Linked DNA regions of Homo sapiens: region 1 is linked to region 2. A link is a contact called in ENCODE Hi-C data. All regions are on one chromosome and are shown on one strand. Each heading gives the region's core, a stretch centred on a gene start or an enhancer-like site at or near the end of the contact. The rest is flanking DNA. Distances are from core to core; before and after follow the strand shown.

Region 1 (2,700 bases), core at 163-2,662, 340 kb after region 2:
CCACTCACCCACCCACGCCTGTGGAGTGGTGGAACCACGTGATCAGCTCTGTCCTGCAGGGTTTAGTCATAGGGAGCACAACCCGGCTTTGCCTAAGTGGGAGGAAGGGAATGGGCAGTGGGAAGGCCGACAGCAGTGTGTGCTATGCTGAGTGCTATGCTGGGCCACCTGAGCTCAGCGAGAAATGAGCGGTCTAGGGCAGTGTTTCTCGAAGCCTGGTCCAGGGACCTAAATCAGCATCGCTTGGGAACTCGCTAGACTGGCCGGTTCTCAGACCCCACCCCAGACCTGGTGTGAATCAGAAGCTCTAGGGGAGGAGCCCAGAGATCTGTTTTAACAAGCCCTCCAGGTGGCTCTGATGCACGCTCAAGTTTGAAAACCATTGGCCCAGGGTGAGGCAGCTCAGGGACCATGTTACAAAATATACTTTTTGTGGAGGATTAAATAATGAGAGGTAGAAATAGTCTTGTAGGTAAAACAGTGGGTGGAAATTGGGAGATGGTTGCTTTTCAGCCTGACTTACCACCACTGGCCCAGGATTTTATCAAACCTAGAATCCGTACGTATTCTCTTCATAGGGTATGGAGTGTTAGCTGGTGGATCGAGTGTGTCCGAAGAAGTTCTGCTGCAATGATGCACATGGGGGTGGGGTTCCAGGCTGAGCTTTGGTGTCCACCTATCAGGGTCTCATATGTCCTGGCATGCCTGGTAAATAGGTGGGTTAGGCCATTGCAGGTCAGCTTCCAGGGGAGGACTGAGGAACCTTCTGAGGGAGAATTCATTCATTATAAGGGAAGTAAGTTTGGCAGAAAACCTTGGCCCAGTAACAGAAAGTCTCAGTTGTTGGATGGGAGTGGCCACTCACAGCACAGGGTGGTATGTGTATTCAGATCTGTCTCCTGGCCCAGGCCCCTGTGGAGCTGCACAGGCGTGTGTGTGTGTGTGTGTGTGTGTGTGAGAGAGAGAGAGAGAGAGACACCCTCGTGGGCCTGTGGCTGAGCTGTATGTGTGTGTGTGGGAGTGTGCGAGAGAGAGGAGCCAGGGACAAGGAGAGAGACCCTTGTGGGCCTGTGGCTGAGGTGTATGTGTGTGAGAGAGAGTGAGAGAGACAAAGAGACAGACAGACTCTGGTGGGCCTGTGGCTGAGATGTGTGTTTGTGAGTGCGAGAGAGCAGACAGGGACAAAGAGAGAGACCTTTGTGGGCCTGTGGCTGGTTGTGTGTGTTTGTGTATGTATGAGAGACAAGAGAGACTCTTGTGAGCCTATGACTGAGGGGTGTGTGTGTGTATGTGTGCATGTTGAGAGAGACCCTGGTGAGCCTGTGGCTGAGTTTTGTGTGCGTGTGTGTGTGTGAGAGAGAGACCGAGACCGTTGTGGGTTTGTGGCTGAGTTTTGTGTGAGAGAGAGAGACCCTGTGGGCCTGTGGCTGAGTTGTGTGTAAGAGAGAATGAGGGTGCGTGAGTGCACCAGTGTGAGTGGGGTTGTTGGGGCATGAGGAAGGATATTACTTAAGGCAAAACTGAAAGAAGTGTTCTAAAAATTCTGTGAGAAACTGGGGTGGGCGGAAGCAGCACGGGGCACTGCCCACCCCAAGGGGACTTCCACACCCCGTCCTGCAGCTGGAGGGCCAGGGCTGCCTGTGGGAGGAGTGGGGACCGGGCCCTGGTGAGGGCAGGGCCCAGAGGAGGCAGCCGGGAACTTGGAGAGAAGGAACAAAATTGGGACAAGGGCCTGGGCCTGGGATAGCCCAGCCTGTTGTGTGCCACTTACAGGGGAGAAGGGCCTCCCCAGCCACACAGCAACCCGGGGATTCCCTGCGGCTCTGTTGTGGTGGAGTGGGAGCATTTGCCAGCTGAGGGGGCTGGATGGAGTAGGGCAACAGGAAGCAACTCAAGTTCAAGTGTGGTGTATTAATTTCCCAGGGCTGTCTAACGAAGTGCCACAAACTGCGCGGCTTTAGAACAACAGAATTGTATTCTCTCCTCACAGTCCGGTGGCTGGAAGTCCTCTGTCAAGCCGGCAGGGCCACGCTGCCTCTGAAACCCTCGGGGAGTCCGCCCTCGCCTTTTCCTAGCTTCTGCGGGCTCGCCGGCAGCCTGTGGGGTTTCTTGGCTTGCAGCTGCGGCACTCCAGTCTCTTGTCGCACAGCGCTCTCCCTGGGTGTCTCCGTGCTTTCACGTGGCTGTCGTATAAGGACACCAGTTATATTGAAGCAGGGGCCCACCCTACTCCAGTCCAGCCTCATCTGGACTAATTGCATCTGCACCAACCCTGTTTCCAAGTCAGGTCACATTCTGAGGTACTGGGGTTAGGACTTTGACATATCATGTTGGGGTTGGTGGAGACACAGTTTAACCCATAACACATAGTCCCCAGCGAGACTCGTCTGTGAGCCCTTGTGAATGTCCCTCACTTGTTTTCCTTGCCCTCCCCCAACACCAGGGCTCCTGAGAAACGCCTTTTTGGTATTGGGCTGGTGATGTGTGAAGCGATCCACTGTGAAGCTTCCTTCCTGAGAGCTGCACAGACCAGTCTACGGCAGCTTTGGACTCCTGGGCTCCAGCCGCAGCTGCAAAACCCACGCAGTTTCTTCCCAGCTCATTGAACCTGGCCTTTTGGTTGAATGGATTTTATTTCTGAATTATTTCTTTGTGTATCTGTAGGAGCACGTCCAAGGAAAATTCTTTATTTTCACAAGA
Region 2 (2,700 bases), core at 116-2,615:
CCATGCCCAGCCTCTTTCTTTCTATTTCAAAAAAAAAATTGTTGACAATATATTAGACCCATGCTATGTGCTTTTGTGCTTCAAGAATGAGAAGGGGCAACATTTTAAGAGAAAGCATGAGACAAGTGCACAGGGAAAACAATGGAGCCCTGTGCACAGGTGTGCAGCCAGCAGCTGCCAGGCAGCCACAGAAATGAAGAGGAGGTGGAAGGGCTCTAGGCTTCTCCAAAGGAGCTGCCTGCTTTGGTCTGCGAAAGGGAGATTTCCGACTGAGGGTGCCCAAGATTTTAACTGATGGGTGGGAAAGCAAAGTGTGAATCTCCAAACCCACAACTTTCCCACTTCTGCAAGGAGTTCTCTCCTCCTCTGTGTCAGCCCTGAGAGACAAAGAGTGGCAGGAATTTCAGGGCAGGTGGAGGGTGGTTCATTTACAGAAAAGAGCTTTCATGATCTCCGGTTGGATTAGGGTAAGGTAGTAATGAATGACTGTTGTTTGGATGAAATACTGGAATGATTTCAACTGTGGTAGACAGGTTTGACTTGAGAAGAGTATGGAGAACTGGTTAAGAACAGACTTGGCCAGCCATGGTGGCTCACGCCTGTAATCCCAGCACTTTGGGAGGCCGAGGCAGGCAGATCACTTGAGTTCAGGAGTTCAAGACCAGCCTGGGCAACATGGCGAAACCCCGTCTCTACTAAAAACACAAAAATTAGCCGGGTGTGTTGACACACACCTGTAATCCCCACTACTCAGTGACTGAGGCACGAGAATTGCTTGAACCTGGGATGCGGAGGTTGCAGTGAGCTGAGATGGCGCCACTGCACTCTAGCCTGGGCAACAGAGGAAGACCTTGTCTCAAAAAATAAATAAATAAAATAAATAAATAAATAAATAAATAAATAAAAATTTTTTAAAAAAATTACAAATGAAAGTGATTTGCACAAAATACAAAAGGAAATTGAAACCAGGCTGGCCTATAAGAGAAAGGTAGTTTATTGACTTAATGGTAACTAAAACTCTAAAGGTAATAATTTCAGGTGACATTTGATCCAGCAGCTCAAAAAATGTCACCAACAGCCTGCCTTCTGTCCTCAATCTGCTTTATATGGTGTTGGCTTTATCCACAGATTCCACAAGGTGGCCCCAGAGGCTGCTCCAGGATCTCGATTACTGGAAAAAGGCTGTAGCTGCTCCAAAATTCACCATTCGGGTAAAAAGGGTGGTCTCTTTTTCAGAGCTACTATAAAATAGGTTTATTCTTCCCAAAAGCCCCGGCAAATGTCCTCCTGGCTTGTTGCCTCTGATTTGGTAGTGCCAGTCTCCAAACCAGTCCATTTGGCTTGGGGCCATGGTGGGTGTGCCCATTGGTTTAAGCCAGCCAGAAACCACTCCAGGCACTTGGGGAGGGTTCAGTCCCACTCAAGCCAAATTCACTCTTGAAATCTGTGTTCTTGTATCCAGGAGAGAATATAGATGCAGGGTATCAAATAGCCAATGTGTACTACATTACATTTTAAGAGAAGCCACCAAATTTATACAATTTGTGCTTACAGATTTCTATACAAAGACAAGAGAAATGCCTGATTCTTGTGTGTGTGTTTTGTTGTTGTTATTTTTTGTTTTGTTTTTTTCCTGTTGATCGATCACAATAACCAGGAAGGATTTTGGCATTTGGCATTTTTGCACCTTGGTTCTGACCTGGAAAGGAGGAGGGTGTGGCATTTATAGATAAGTAACTGAAGACCAAGGTCAAATGAATGGATGATGTAATTCATTCCCTAAACAGAGAAACGTCTGGTGCCTTCCTGGCCTCAGTCCTCTCCGAAGGGGCTGTTGGCTCCAGCCCAAAGGCCTCTGCATTCTTTGGCTTCCATTGATTTCTCACCTGATTCCAATCACATTGCCCTCTGACTAATACTATGTTTTAATGCTTAGACGAATTATGTATGCATTAAAAGGAAAACCTTGGATTTAAGCCTTGAGGTGAAATAGGATGCTTAGTCTGTGGTAACAAAAGAAGACTGGAAATGGAAGGAGATCAGCGAGGTCAGACACAGCAGCCCACAGACGCAGCCCTTGGCTGCTGAATGTCCTCCATCTCAGCCCATATGGTGACACTCTTGAGTGCACACTGGGCATGCAGCCCAGATAAATGCAGCCAGGATAAGTGGTTTCTATAACATAATGGGGTTAAATGAAAGATTTCTAACTCTCCCACTTTCATTTGTGGCTCAGAAAAGATTTTAGTAATGAAATCGAAGGTAATCAGAGATCAGCTGGAGGAAAGATGTATAATCAGATTTTCCAGTGTTCAGATTTGCTCTGGGGGAGGGGTTATGCATTTATTCAACAAATATTTCTTAAAGGCCCAGTATGTGCCAGGTATGGGTACAATGGTGGCCTGTCCACTTGGGTTTACGGTCTAGCACAAGGGAGCTAGGTAATCATCAAATACCTATGCAAGCCCACCTACAGTAAGTGCTATCGGTTAAAATATAGACATATTTAGGCATGTTAAGAAAGTCTCACGTGAATTTTGTGAATTAAATGTGTAGAGAAACTCCCAATATAGAGCATCTTAAACTGCTGAATGAAGTATTTAAAAAAGACTGTTTTGCCAATTTTGTTGTTATAATTTACATACAATGAAATTCGCTGATTTTAACTGTACAATTCAATGAGTATTGACAAATGTATAG

Evidence for each region. A loop is a pair of places that touch in the nucleus more often than their neighbours do. Pooled maps may share reads with other maps.
Region 1: a loop to region 2 is called in a map of dorsolateral prefrontal cortex, with 3 times the contacts of the local background. The contact joins two enhancer-like sites. A Hi-C loop is called at or near these places in 1 of 168 maps with a recorded cell type or tissue (dorsolateral prefrontal cortex), 1 of 37 single-sample maps with no recorded cell type and 7 of 50 pooled maps.

Annotation. Positions count from the first base shown.
Region 1 is chr4:153,486,764-153,489,463 of GRCh38, forward strand. The region is part of intron 3 of TMEM131L (transmembrane 131 like); the gene reads left to right. Among named protein-coding and RNA genes, the nearest start is that of TMEM131L, 22 kb to the left of the region's middle. RefSeq lists enhancers at 780-829, 840-889, 1,040-1,159, 1,260-1,329, 1,510-1,679 and 2 more. Within about 2 kb of position 1,413, at least 28 of the 41 ENCODE cell types and tissues checked have a DNase peak (open chromatin) inside an H3K27ac peak, as active enhancers do; they include dorsolateral prefrontal cortex, where a contact is called at or near this core.
Region 2 is chr4:153,141,991-153,144,690 of GRCh38, forward strand. No RefSeq gene overlaps it. Among named protein-coding and RNA genes, the nearest start is that of TRIM2, 61 kb to the right of the region's middle. Within about 2 kb of position 1,366, at least 12 of the 41 ENCODE cell types and tissues checked have a DNase peak (open chromatin) inside an H3K27ac peak, as active enhancers do; they include dorsolateral prefrontal cortex, where a contact is called at or near this core.